Linked DNA regions of Homo sapiens: all the other regions are linked to region 1. Evidence: chromatin loops called from intact Hi-C (ENCODE). Cell type or tissue: heart right ventricle. All regions are shown on one strand.

What was found. Peaks named below come from ENCODE experiments on the same cell type or tissue, not always from the same donor. Only the 100,000 strongest peaks of a DNase experiment are listed, where the experiment ranks them.
Region 2: a loop joins it to region 1, with 2.3 times the contacts of the local background. A loop is called at or near these places in 7 of 110 quality-filtered maps.
Region 3: a loop joins it to region 1, with 2.2 times the contacts of the local background. A loop is called at or near these places in 8 of 110 quality-filtered maps.

The regions. Positions count from the first base shown.
Region 1 is chr18:55,340,976-55,345,975 of GRCh38, forward strand. All of the region lies in intron 8 of TCF4 (transcription factor 4), which reads right to left. Among named protein-coding and RNA genes, the nearest start is that of TCF4-AS1, 110 kb to the right of the region's middle. In heart right ventricle, a CTCF peak has its summit at 2,669; no DNase peak of the experiment used is centred here; H3K27ac peaks cover 2,352 bases.
Region 2 is chr18:55,502,711-55,507,710 of GRCh38, forward strand. All of the region lies in intron 3 of TCF4 (transcription factor 4), which reads right to left. Among named protein-coding and RNA genes, the nearest start is that of MIR4529, 26 kb to the left of the region's middle. In heart right ventricle, no CTCF peak of the experiment used is centred here; no DNase peak of the experiment used is centred here; H3K27ac peaks cover 2,599 bases.
Region 3 is chr18:55,492,709-55,497,708 of GRCh38, forward strand. The region is part of intron 3 of TCF4 (transcription factor 4); the gene reads right to left. Among named protein-coding and RNA genes, the nearest start is that of MIR4529, 16 kb to the left of the region's middle. In heart right ventricle, no CTCF peak of the experiment used is centred here; no DNase peak of the experiment used is centred here.

The sequences.
Region 1 (5,000 bases):
TGCTCCCCTGGACTGCCTGGCATACTGATTTGCTTGGGCAAAAGTTATAGGACATGACTATACAGAGATACTGATGATCACTCTACAGTGAAATGAAATTTCTGAATATTAATTTATTGTAGATAGTCAAATACTTGCTAACTTAATGACAACCTTGCTGTAGAGAGCTTTTTGGTCTACAGAGTGTCTGAAACGCTAGGCAGCATAGACAGCACTATGGTTAAGAACACAGAAACTTTAGAGACAGGCTGCCCAGGTCTCACTCCCAGCTCTGCCACTTACTATGTGTGACCGCAGACATGTTTCTTCACCTCTCTGTGTCTCATTTTTAAGTCTCTTGAATAAACAGTAGTACCCATCTCACAGGATTTTTATAGGAATAAATGATTCAATAGATGCAAATGATGTAATAGTGTACCACTTAGAACATGGAATAAGTACTCTGGCATGGAATAAGTACTTTGATAAAGGTTTGTTATCAGTATATTGACACCACCTTATTATGCAGGCACTATTTTATACCTGCTTTGTAGACAGAGAAGCAGGTTTGTGACCTAACCAAGGCCACTGGGTGTGTAAGTAGAGGCTGTCAGACGTTATACTTGAAAGGTCTTTTTATGTCTAGTGCAGTGTTTTTTCTACCTTGCTACACCACTTTTACTACTATATTCATTCACTGGAAATATATTTCAGAGTAATACGCATAAGTAAAGCAGTGAGTCTGGTTTCTATAGGACAAAAAAAAATGTATCTAAAACATATCCCTCACTCTCGTAAAGGTGGTGACAAGTGAGTAAGGGCAATCAGCTTAAGGGACAAAAGTCCATGTGTTACACTTTGTGGGTTATTTTATTTTTCAAATGCATGACTTTCTCAAAAGGCTACACGGTATACTCTTTAAAATGCTAAGGTTATTCCTACAAATTGTGACGCAAGTGACACAAGACTGCAAATTTCATTAAACGTGAAGAATCTCAGTTGAAAAGCTCCACGATTTAAATAAGAATACATAGAAGAAAAAGACATGTTCCATGTTACATGGTGTGTCTAGTTTTTAGCTGCAATGAAAAATACTCTTTGAATAAGTATAAACGGAGAAAGGAATGAATGAATAAATGAACATGCTTTTTTCCCCTTCTACCTGGGCACTCCCAGCTTGTTACTGTCGGGTTTCACTTACATCAATATTGGGTGAAGTTACTGATATATTTACTAAAGGGAAAATGAAATAGCATTTATTTGTAAAATAATTACTGACTGCAGTTTGAATTTTGTAATCCCAACTGTATCTGTTAATAATAAATATTTTTAATTCCATTTTCTTTGCTGTTATCAATTAAGCCACAGATTATATGTGCCAATGTCTTATACACCTCTAAAAATAAAATTCATATTAAGATACATGAGGGACCCCAAGGTTCTGGCAATGCAATTTCACTCCTGAATCATATGCCTGAGTATTAAATGGCAGAATTTCGAATTTATTTTATGTAACAATACTTTCAAATAGTACAATAGATACAGAACTGTGCTTTTCTACTTGACCAAATCGTTTAAAAAATTTAAACTAACTCAACAAGTCTAAATAATCAGGCCATAAACATTCTCCTAATAAATTTCAGCTTTAGTAGTAACGCAAAATGAGCTAAACACTGCTGCCTCCTTAGACAATTTTTTTCTTATCCTTTAACGTCTTGAGTTATTAAACTTTCTTAAGCTAGAGCTCCAGTTTTTATACTCCACTTGTTATTAAATTATTTTGTACTTCAAGTTCGTTTCATAAAAAGCAAGCCAGAAAATATTATTGTACTGTGTTAATGTACCTGAGCACCTGTGAAACAACCCAATTCTCCAAACAGGGTTACTTGAAAACATTAATGCTAAGAATCTGCCACCTACTTGAAACTGCTTTCTCATAGCAGCTAATGATATAATGATATACTGTGCCAATCGGTAGAATGAAAGACATTACAATATTATTATAAGCGTAATTCAGGAGGCATATTTAGAATGATATGGGCCATGGAGGGAGGAGGCTCCTGTAGACACTTAGGTATTCTTTCTCAGATGCCATCAAAATAATTGTTCCAAAGTAGCATTTTCCTAAAATCCCTAATGGTAACAGTGACACTTTTTGTATGTGTATGTGACGAATGACACCAGTTTTCATGATTAAATGTACTTGCAAAGGTCATTTTTATGAGAAAATATAAGTCTTTCTAATATGGCTCCATGTTTCACAAAGGAAATGCCCTTTAATCACTGCCAACATATGGCAACACACTGAGAAATTTTCTTTACAGTTTGCTATGAAGAGAGCTTCACTACGAAATGTTCCTATTTCCTGCTCTACGGAATAATCAAAATAAATTTAGTGAAATTTAACACACACACAGTTCCTCTTCTTATTACTCTGGAAGTAAGCACTTATATATCAAGTTTCATCCCTAGTGGCTTATTTATGATTAATTCCTCAGATGACAAAGTCAGACAAGAGACAAGAGTGGGTGTCACTAAACCACTTAAGTAGAATTCTTAAAATGTTCCTTTCAAAATACAACTTGCACATTCTTTCAGAAGTGAAATCTATCCATCTCACCAAATCATAAAGCATCTTTATTTTCAACCCTGAAATTTTACAAAATGCAGAAACTTCTGCACTACCTTAACTTCTCTGAAGAGGGAGTATATGCTCAAGTAAAGCATCAAACTCCTCAAATAGCTCTACACCTATGCAGCAGCTGCAACTTAAAAAAGAATCACTCACATGCTGCTGTTTCCAGATAAAATAATTAAGTATTTAAAACTATAAGTTTTGCACCACATTGTATAAAAGCTCCTATTCCTTTAAAAGAAGCACACTCATACACATGGGTGCACACACACACGCGTGCACACACACATCCGGGGATAGTAGAAATTGATCAAGGCTGAAAATCCTGTGCTATTGCTTTGAGGTGCAATTTTATGTTCAGTTTAATAATCCAGTGCAGTTATGTAAAAAATCAAACAAAAGCCAAGACAAAGCAAGTGTCTGTCAACAGCCTGACAAGTATGGATTCTGCCTTAAGAAAATACAACTTTGACAATTCTTGAAGAGACTCCTTATTCTTTTAGGATTACTGCCACATCTTCTAAGAGAATCTTATTTAGCCCTCCAATTCCTGATTCATTACTTTCAATGAAAACCTTTAGAATTATTCAAAACCAAGAAAACATAGAAAATGCAGAAATTGTCAGTGATCTGGAAAAAAGGAGAACATTTTGCTATGTTAGCAAATAAAACTATTTCAATCAATTAAATTTTAAAAGTTAAAAAATGGTATTCAATCAAATTATCAAGGCATTTATCTACATTATTTCGTAAATATAAATTCACAGTTAAGCTGGATGCCATAGAAAAAGGTTTTATTTTCAAAATACATGCAAGCCCTGTTATAATTCTCTCTGGGTAAAGCAGCCCTGCAGTGGTTTCCTACACTTCTCAGTAATTTAAACCACTCTCGAGTCCAAAACTTCACACCAAAATATACTCTTCAGTGAAAATGATAAAGTTCAAAATAGCAGTTCCCAGAAATGTATTTCTCTTTTCTCAACAAGTCCAGTTTTACACTAAATGCTATTATTGTTTATGTTAGCAGCTGCTAACATCTTAACGAAAGTCCTGATAAATCTTAGCATGCAAAATACTATTTTGAATACTTGATTAAAAATAAAAACACATTGGAGAGTAGGAAGATACATCAGGCACCACTCCTTAGAAGAGATCACTGAGTAGAAAAATGGGGTGCTGCTGGCCAGGAAGGCTTCTTTCTGGGGGAAGGAATGAACTGGTGGTGTTTTGTTTGAGTGTTTGGGGCATACAACCTTTTTGTTTGTAAAGATAAAGCAGGAATAGCTCAAAAATACACAAACCTTTCATCCACAGTTAACCTTCATGCTTGTCTTTTCCTTTATATTTCTTCTCTCTTTCTATCTAAAATATGCACACCAGAAGCCTTCTTTCTTAAAGGGTGCAGGATTGGGCTTCAAGGCAGAGAAGAGGAGGATAGTGGATGAAGGAGCTCATTATTCCAAAATTCCAAACAAAAATTCAGAAATCCTTGAGCAAACTTCTGGGATATTAGAATGCCTAATAGTATGTATGTTGAGTATGTGCAAGCCTCTTGTGTGCTTTCTGAAAAATTTTTAATGGAACAAAAGCCTCCAATCAAAACAAATATAAAGATTCTCCTATATTTTTTCATATATCAGCAATTCATAAAAATCATAAACTCTATAGTCTCAATGTGTAATAGAGAAGATAAGATTGGTTTTCACAAAAAAAAAAAAACGCACATGCTGAACTAGAAGTCTGGTTTAGCAAATTCAGCATTAACTGCACACACACAAAAATACTTTCTCTGTCATGAATATTTTCTCAGCTTTCACTGTTCCCCATTGTCATGTTATATATGCCGTGTAAATTGTGTGAATAGTTTTGTCCTATTTGAGATGACTTAATTGTGCCACTCTTAACCTCCTTCTTGCCTAAACATTAATAAGCACAATTTTAATATCCAAACCTCATATTCCAATATCTTTAATTAGAAAATGGGCACACTAAGTTTAAAAGTGAATACTGAGAGCTATCTTAATATTTTAAACACTTAACAATTATACTTCTTCACAAAGTATCTATCCCTGCAGGGATGAACCTTGAAGAGTTTCCTCCTTTTACGTCTTACCACACAATCGGCTACTTCCAGACTTTCCTAAAAAGGATAGAGCCCAGATGGCTGATATTTCGTTCACTTGTGATCGATATCATATTTCAATAAAACTTTCATCTTAAAGAAAATTGTATTATTACTTGTTAAAATTTGTTGACATGAAAAAGCATCGTTCTGATTTCCCTATGATCAATTTCAAAAGTGATGTAGGAAATTATATATTTCTGAGTTCAGTACTGATTTTTTAAATCATACATAATTTCCAGCCCACTAATAAGGAAAAAACAG
Region 2 (5,000 bases), 160 kb after region 1:
TCTTCACAAAGGAGAACTGATTTTCACACAAGTTAAGGAAAGGAACTTATATTCAAGTTACATACAAGTTAAGGAATTAGCTAATTCATTTTTCTAAAACTATTCTTAATAGACAGGAAAATTTCACAGCATAAGAGGTTTCAAGCAGGATATGTAAAATGAATATTAACTTCATCTTAATCGACGACTTAAAGTAGGTATCCTGAGATATTCAACCTTACAGTGGAATACTTTGATTCCATGGTAACACTTCAATTTCTAAAATATCTACAGTTGACACTTGGTATGTGCCACCTCCTTACCAATGGATATGAATTACTTTTGATTTATCCTTATTCATTCTAAATGTCTCTTTTTGGAACTGCCTTAGTTACTAGTGCAACATTAGTATAACTTTGAGAATCCTCATGCAAGGTTATTTTAACAGGATACACCGCTAAAATAAAAGTGATCCTCACCAACAAAACAAAATAATTTAGTTATTTGTGTCAAACTTTGAAGGTCTATAGAAACAATGCAGTGGATATCAGAAATAAAAACATTCTATCATCATGCATTCCTGAAAATTCGAAGTTAGAAAGCCGAAAATTCGAAGTTAGAAAGCCATAAATTCAGTCTAGATTCTCCATATTTTGGGCATCATCAATTTCATCATCATCATCATCATCATCACTAGCCATCTTCTACACTTATGAACAGAATTTTCACATATTATTTCATTCATTCTCAAAAGCAACCTAAGAGGAAGGCCAAACAGGCATACTCCTCCTCATAGAATAGATGAATAAACTGAGCCCAAGAGGGTAAACAGAGATTCTACTGACAGCATCCAGATCTCTGACAGAAGTCCTTGTGTTATCCACGAATAAGTACCTAACTCTGACTCATAACTTCCAACAATACCTAGAAAAATAACCAGCTCAAGAACCGCAATTTTCAGGTCAAAGTACAGAATTTTTGTTATTCCTAACACATTCTTGGGGAACTCCGTTTCTTTAGGCAATATGGCCCTGTAGACTTAACAACATACAGGAGGGAGCAGAGATTGGCACAGTCAACTTTTCTTTGAAATCTATTCTAATGGCCGGGCACTGTGGCTCATACCTGTAATCCCAGCACTTTGGGAGGCCGAGGTGGACGGATCACTTGAGGCCAGGAATTCGAGACCAGCCTGGCCAACGTGATGAAACTCCATCTCTACTAAAAATATAAAAATTAGCCAGGTGTGGTGGCACATGCCTGTAGTCCCGCTACTGAGGAGGCTGAGGCACAAGAATCGCTTGAACCCAGGAGGCAGAAGTTGCAGTGAGACCGATCCACCTCACTCCAGCCTGGGCAACAGACTCTGTCTCAAAAAACAAACAAAAAAAGGAATCTATTCTAATTGCCCTAATGTACTCCTATCTCTGCTGCTCTCATATGTATTCGTTCTGCAACACTTACTGATCATCTATCAGGTAGCAAGGACATTGTCAACAATATAAGTCTGAATCCATAAATGCTGCTCCCATGAACTCTACAAAAAGATAAGAAACGTATACATGGGAGAAAAGAGAACTCACATCTGTTGAGCATCTATGAAGACTAAACCATTTCCCAGCTCCTTCCTTGAATGCTCACAACAGTTACATGAAGATGAAAACTGAAGAGTGCTAGTTACCAGTAACTTTTGTGGCACTAGGCTCTCCTATGAAAATTAGAAATCCTACTAATATTTGAGTAAAACTAGCTAAACATTTCAATCACTAAAGTTATCACATGCTAATAAGTATAGACACTGTAATTCTTCAATGCTTTAGAGAAAAATATGATTATACCATTAACAATTTAATCTTTTCCTAGTCATTTTAATCTGCCAAGGCTTTGATTTAGAAACAAAATAGAGGAGGCAAATCACTGTATTGCCGAACATTGGTATCAATACCAAAAATAAACTGAGGCACACATACAAAAACTGACAGAGCTATAACATTCTCGCTCATGCATATTCGCTGCCCCTCTCTGCATCTGCCCCATACACAGTGTGCCCACACTGCCTCTAATTTGTGTTGTCTGTTGGCAAAATGGACTGTAGTACCAACTTTAAAAACCAATCGAAGTATTAAAACAAAACAGACAACCTCTCCCATATTTGGCAGAAAAACCGTAATTCAAATGTTCCAAGCCTCCCCCAAGAACAAGCAATTATAAGGTGCAGAAAGGCAATGGCTTTAAAACAACATGCTAATCCTAATATTAGTACCTTGAAAAAAGGAAAACTGCCAAGATGCTGGAATAGTGCCCAGTTATCCGTCTTACCTACAGCAATAAAACTGTCCTATAAATGTGAACAAGACAGTTAGGATACATTTTGGGGTTAGGTTATTGGCATTTTTTTCCACCTCACCATTCCCTAGGAGAATAAGCCTGACCTATGGAAGCAAAACACAGCAGATGGTAACTCAGCCCAGTACCAAGAGTACTTAGTCAATCCAAATAATTCACACAAAACTGAAGCAAGATGTTCAATGATTTATGGCGCTAATTTCACAAGAAAATTATGGAATCCTTCTCTTCAATAGAGCCACCTTTTTATTGTCATATGCTGGATAGCTAACTAAAGTGTCTAAAAAGCAATATATTATTATATTACTATCAACAATACATAATAATGACATAATCATTAATAACATAATAATTATTATAGCTAACACTTATGCTGGGTACTCATGTAAGTAATTTACAAGAAATAACTTATTTAGTCCTCAGTATGATTCTATGAAATAACTACCGCCACTGTACAGATAAGAAAACTGAGAAAAAATAGCAACCGGGCCGGGCGCGGTGGCTCACGCCTGTAATCCCAGCACTTTGGAAGGCCGAGGCGGGCGGATCACGAGGTCAGGAGATCGAGACCATCCCGGCTAAAACGGTGAAACCCCGTCTCTACTAAAAATACAAAAAATTAGCCGGGCGTAGTGGCGGGCGCCTGTAGTCCCAGCTACTTGGGGGGCTGAGGCAGGAGAATGGCGTGAACCCGGGAGGCGGAGCTTGCAGTGAGCCGAGATCCCGCCACTGCACTCCAGCCTGGGCCACAGAGCGAGACTCCGTCTCAAAAAAAAAAAAAAAAAAAAGCAACCAGAACAAATAACTATGACATGGAGAACCAACCTTCAAATCTGGGAAACATACACCCAGTCCATGTGCCTAACTAATCCAACAGTATAGGAGTGGGTTTAATCTAAAGATTACTGCAAAAATGAAAAATAAAATGTATTTGCAGGAAATAACACTAGACCTGGATTCAGCTGACCTGACTTGTTCACTGTGAAACCTCAACAGAGACACCTCTTTGAGAAATGGTTTCTTCATCTCTGAAATGGAGTGAATTCAAAGCTGGAAAGCTTGTGCTTCCAGTTTTAAAGATCAGATTCTAAGGATAAAGCCTAAATCTGAGTTTTGCTTAAAGACCAGAACACTTTTTATCATTGTTCTAGATCAAGAAATACTGATGACCTGCAGTGGAAATCAAACAGCAGCAGTTTCTCTCTGGTTCAATGATCCTCATCCCACGTGATTCTATCATAAAACTGTACTTCCTCTCTTTGCAGAGAGGATTAGGCTACTTACTAATAAGTGTAACTCCAATAAACCTAGGAGGACCTGAGGCTGCTACTTCCCAGTTCCCAAGTCAAGTCAGGCTTTTGATAATATATTTTATTTATACACACACATATATTCAGATGGAATCATCCAATCAGCTTCCTGATTCTAAAACTGCATTTTCTTTCTACAAAATGAACCCAAATGTCCAAAGGAAAACCATCAGCTAGGATAATACACACACATTAAAATGTCCACATGCAACACACACACACACACATATACATACCCCACACACAAAAATATTTCCACAAGCAAGCATGCATTCATTTATTTAAACATAATCACAGTACTCACTCTAAGAGAGGGATAGGTTTTAAGATCTCCAGCAGATGCCTGAAACCTCAGATAGCACAAAATTCTATATACGCTATGATTTTTCCTATGCATATATACCTATGATAAAGTTAGTTCATAAATCAGGCACAGTGAGAGACTGACAACAATAACTAAGAGTAACATAGAACAATTATAATATACTGCAACCTCAGCATATGATCTTTCTTTTTTTTTTCTTTTTTTTTTTTTGAGATGGAGGCTTGCTCTGTCACTGAGGCTGGAGTGCAGTGGCACAATCTTGGCTCACTGCAACCTCCGCCTCTCAGACTCAAGCAATTCTCCTGCCTCAGCCTCCCAAGTAGCTGGGATTACAGGCGTCCACCACCACGTCTGGCTAATTTTTGTATTTTTAGTAGAGATGGGGTTTCACCATGTTGGCCAGGCTGGTCTCGATCTCTTGACCTCAGGTGATCCGCCCGCCTTGGCCTCCCAAAGTGCTGGGATTACAGGCATGAGCCACCAGGCCTGGCCTTTTCTTAAGTGGGGAACTTTGCCCTTGTAACTTATAGGATGCACTTCATGGCTTTCTTTTGGCATATCTGAATTGCCAGATTCACTACTTTTGTGCTTTGGGGCCATAGTTAAGTCAAAAAAGGGTGACTAGAACCTGAGCACTGCCATAGTAACAGTCAATCTGAAAACCTAGAGGTGACTTATAGGCAGGGAGTGTCTGGAGTGTGAATCTGCTGGACAAAGTAAGGATTCATGTCCCGGATGAGATGGCAAAGGACAGTGCAGATTTCATCAAATGGCGAGCAATTTAGAACTTAGGAGTTATTTCTGGAATTTTCCATTTAATATTTTTGGACCACAGCTGATGGACAGTAACTAAAACTAGAGAAAATGAAACTACAGATAAGGGGGGCGGGGGGACTACTGTATTCTAATTATCTTTTTTGCCTACCTAGGGGTTCCATATTTTGATGCAGTTTAGTTGGATATCAGGCAACTACACATGGGTAGACAAAGAAATGAACACCTTTGCACCTGAACAGCAACAGCTAAGGGGACACACACAG
Region 3 (5,000 bases), 150 kb after region 1:
GATCTTATTTGCCCTGCACAGGATTCTTGGAAATGTTAACTGAATGAATGAGGGGGCACGAATGCCCCAGTTGCCCTAAACTCACCTCTCCTTAACATCTGCTTCACTCATTCATACTATCTGGCTAAAGCCCAAAGTCAGGTGCATTGTCAAGGCTCTGCTCTATACTCACTGGTCACCACTGTGACCAAACTGTTAAGAGGGTAAGAGAAGGAGACACATACACATATCCACCAACACCTCCACCCACAAAGACAGGCCTCTCTTGGAGAATGGACAAAAGCCATCGATAGAGCCAATTTCACATCTCCATTGACATAGCTACCAATATCTGAGAAGATATAGCTATTATTTGGTATTAAAATACTCGGGTAGAGGACCTCCATATCTGTTCACATGTTACCAGTAGTATTTTTCAAGACGACAGGACAGTCAGCATGAGTGGCACAGTGACCCTAGAAAACTGTCCTAAACAAAGTCTATTTTAAAAAACAAGAAACTAAATACCATTACCAACTTGAAAGGCCTTAATTTAAAAAACCTTTTGGGCTGAGTTAGCATTTCACAAAACTCTTCTGCAGAATGTTCCACATGGGAGGTATTTCATGAAAAAAGGAGTTCTCTGGTCAAAGCAATTTGGGAATCATTACAAATAATATCACTCTCTAGGGGTGTTTTACAATATTTAATGCAGAATGGACTGAAAATAAAATTTCTATTAACATGTCTTGAAACAAGCTTTTTTTTAAAATGCTGGTCTACATTATTCTTTCAGAAGGCTCAATAGGAAAAGGGAAGTAATGTAAATGATAAATTACTGTTTTCTGAATTATATGAAATACATTAAAAGCAAATAATGGAATATAGTATAGGCTTCAATATTTACACATCTCCTTGATAATTCTTGAACACAGAAAAATGTGGGAAAGTTAATTTATAAATTACTTGATGAATCTTATTAATATATTGTTTACTTAAGTTTGTGTAAATTAATACAAAATTACACAAATACACAAAATACATATCCCAAGTAAAATATCCAAATACCAAAATGCCTTTGTCTCTCTGCAAAAGATGTGACAGTAGGTTCTTGCCTTCAGTTTTTGTAGTCTACAGTTTCTGTAGACTAGTTAAGCTAGTCCTTAATCCAATTTATTTCCCCAGGTCAAAGATCCTGCACCTGTCCCATCAACCCAAATATAAACAGCAAGATATATTTCACATACATTGAAATAATGTGAGGTGGTGAAACCAACAGACTTAGAAGATTGAAAAATATTGGACTTGAGGTCACATTTGATTTTGTAAATGTTTTCCTCATTTTTATATTACTTTGCATATACTCCCCTACTTAAATATTATATTCTTAAATAACTACTCCAGTTGGCATTGACAGCTAGATTTTTACTTCTCTGACCAAAACACAGCAATGTGATTGAAATATTATGGACACACACACACACACACACACACAGATTAGTCAGGCATGTACAACCAGGAAGAAAAAGAAGTGAAGCAATTTTAGTCAATACAAGCTCTTCTCCAACTAATAAAGTAACCACAAACTGTACATATATTCTATTTGAGAAAAAAAAAAAAAGAAATGAAAAACTGTGGAATCACATGAAAGGTGGTTTGGATGCACACAGAGGAAAAATGGCCAGTGAGAATAAAGGGACTTCTCAGCTAAATAGAGAGTCTTTTAAGATTAGTATTATGATTTAAGTCTACTTCAAAATGGTTTCAGCCTTATTAAAATTACATTAAAACTAGCCCTGATGCATTTGCATTTAAAGGGTTGCCTCACTCTACTTAGCAGGCGCTGAATTCAGTCCCCATTGATTTATAGTATTAGGGCACTACAATCACAGACATTTTTCAGGATAAAGGACAATAATACCCTGACCAAAAGGGTTTAAGGATGCAAGTCATCAGGAATGTGAATAAGAGAACTACATTTATTTGCACAGCAGAACACATTCACCTGCAACATTAAAACAACCCAGAGAATGCTAGACAAGGGAATTACTCTTCTATTACATGGAAGCCTTACCAGTAGGACCACATTCAATCATGAACATTGTACCCTTGTAAGAACATAAATCTTGAAAAGGAAAGAGATAATAAACTATTTTGTTATTTTAAAGCATCTCAGTTCAAGTTATTAACTTTGATCCTTTCAATCCTATACTAATAGAAAGGAGTACCTTATTGCAACATCTATAAAGATCTGAAACAGATAATGAAGCCTTTCTTTAAAAAAAAAAAAAAAGAAATCTACACAAAGAAACACAGCTCAAAGAAGTGGGAGTCTTTACTCTCTTTTAAAAGACTATAAATGCATTCTTAGGTCTGGTTCTTTAATCATCAAGAGCTCAACCACAGGGTTACTGGTTTATTATTTTAACCAATTCACAACCTGTTTGATTCAGACTGTTGACTCATTTAAGCCAATAGATAAGTTGTTTCAGTGTTTTGCACCAAGTGACTTATCAAAAACCTACATTAACATGAGAGAATCAAAAGCCAGAACTAAAGTTCCCATTTCTGTCACACTTAGCCAGCCCAAAAAGTCGGTGGAGAATATAAGAAGGTATTTGGGAAAAAAAAAAAAAAAGAAGGTATTTGAGATACAAAAGTTGGATACTTGGCCACTTATTTCTACTCCAACTGTAGAATAATTTAACTTTTAAATCTTGTCCTAAACATACATAGATGTGAAAGAACTTTAGAAGTTCAAAGTGTCACATAAAATCATTATATTCATTTAATTATGAGAGTTGTTCAGCAAGTACAAGGTTTTATGAGAGCTAATTCTGTTCTACAGTTTAGTTATTAAAAGAAAAATGTGAAGCTAAAAATTCCTGGGCTGCAAATAAATATACTTTTAAGGACCAATGTTTTTAGGAACAACCAAATCAGTTTTTGGAGATGTCACACTTTGTACATTAGTTTCAATATCAACACAGAAAAATACACATTTAACAGGCGTGACAAAAAAGGACAACAAATAAGATTGATGTTGTAGAAAACAATGTCAAAAAATTGTATACTAGGCAGCAATTCCTTTAACAGCAATATAATCTAGACCTAAGAAAAGAGCCATTTTCCACCGCTCTTTAATTATGAAAAGGAATTTATGTTCATTTTTTTAAATGTTGATTTCTGAATCATTTGAATAATTCACGACCTGTCCTTTACATGGAGGTGAGTGGTGAGGTCTTTTTAATTGAGGCAAGAATCATTTCCAAGAGTCGTCTGAGTTCTTCTGCATTTTTCCCTTTCCTAGGTTTGGGCATCAGGAGGTATCTTCAGGTTCTCTCTTCGTCTGCTTCCTAGTGTATAGCCACAAGCCTACTATACTGTGATACATAAAACCCAGAGATGTGGCAAATGAAAGTGGGAGCAACAAAACTACTACAGCGTAAGCCTGTAATGCAAGGCGGAGGAAGGAAAGTAAATGCTTAAAGTTTTCATACAGCTAACTCTGTTGATAGCTGCCAAGTAAAGAACCTAAATTCAAGTGCTTTATAATTGTTACAAATTGTGCCAAAGTACAGCGTGTTACAATAAATTATGAAGCTTATCTAAATTATAAAAGTAATTAAACTTTCCTCAGATACTCATAACTCTGCCCTCCATAAATTTTCTGTTCATTGCATATTCAATACCTATGTGTTCCAGTAAAACAAAAAAACTAAAAAAAAAAAAAACCAGAAGAAAGAACAATCTCCTAAGAACGATGATGCACAAATAGGCATACAGCATAATCTAAACTGCAGAAATGCATGAACAGTTCCTCTCAAGATCTTCAACCATAACAAATGTTAATAAAAATATTTATACTAGAAACAATTCTCAGCTTTTTTGAAGTTTTGTTTTCCTCTTATTATTATAGACATTTGTTTTAACATGAGTTTTCTCCTCCATCCCAACATTTCCTACTGCTGCATGATGCCATAAATCTTTGTTAGCATATTACTGTACAATCTGTCACAATAATAACAAAAATAATGAAAGCCATAGTAACCCAGTTATATAGTCCTTGCCACTTGCAAGAGTCCCAACTTCTTTATATACTCTAAATAGTAGAATATATACAGGATCCATCAATTGCTGAAACACAGCAGTCTACAATGGAATACAGCTGCTGCTGAGAATCAAACTGAACAAGAGCTGTAAAATTACAAAAAAAAAAAAAAAAAAAGTTTAAAGCCACAAGAGAATATATGGAGGATACCATTTCCAAGTTTAAATTTAAAGAAAGACCAAAAATGGCATCCTGATACTCGTAAGGCAAAAAAACATCGTTCTTTCTAAAGGTTCAACCATATTTCCACTGGGAGCAAATCAGCCGAGCAGGTGTGTTAGTGATGAAGGAAACCCTTATTCTATTATAAATATCTTCAATAATCAGCAAACATGATGAACAAATTTTTTAAACACATATAGGTTAAAGAACAAGTTTGTCAAAGGTTCCCAGAATTTTGTTTGATTTTTGTTTGTGTACCTAGTTTCTGAATCCTAAATTAGGCACTTCTATTTCAGTACATATTCCAATTTAACAAAAACATTTATTTTATAAACAGAAAAGGAAATGAGCTTGAATAAGATATATTTATGCAATTACCATATCTAATAGTCAATTACATGTCCTTATATGAACAGATAAATAATATATGCACATACATTTATCAATCTTGTCTATGAGGGAAAGAGAGAAGAAATTAAAAGAAGAGCAAACTATTATATACGGCATGCAGTTTTCATTATTTCATATTTGCATAAGGGGATACAATATTTGTCTTCAATAAGGCTACAAATTACAAATGATTAGTTCAGATCTTTTTAAACCAAACTAAAATATACAAGTTATTAAGTATATCATTCAACCTAGCAGTTATATTTGTTATAACTATTTACCTTATTTTCCTTATTTTATAAATTAAAAGCAGGAGGAATGTTTGAGTTCATGTAAAGCTATTAAAACATTAATTATT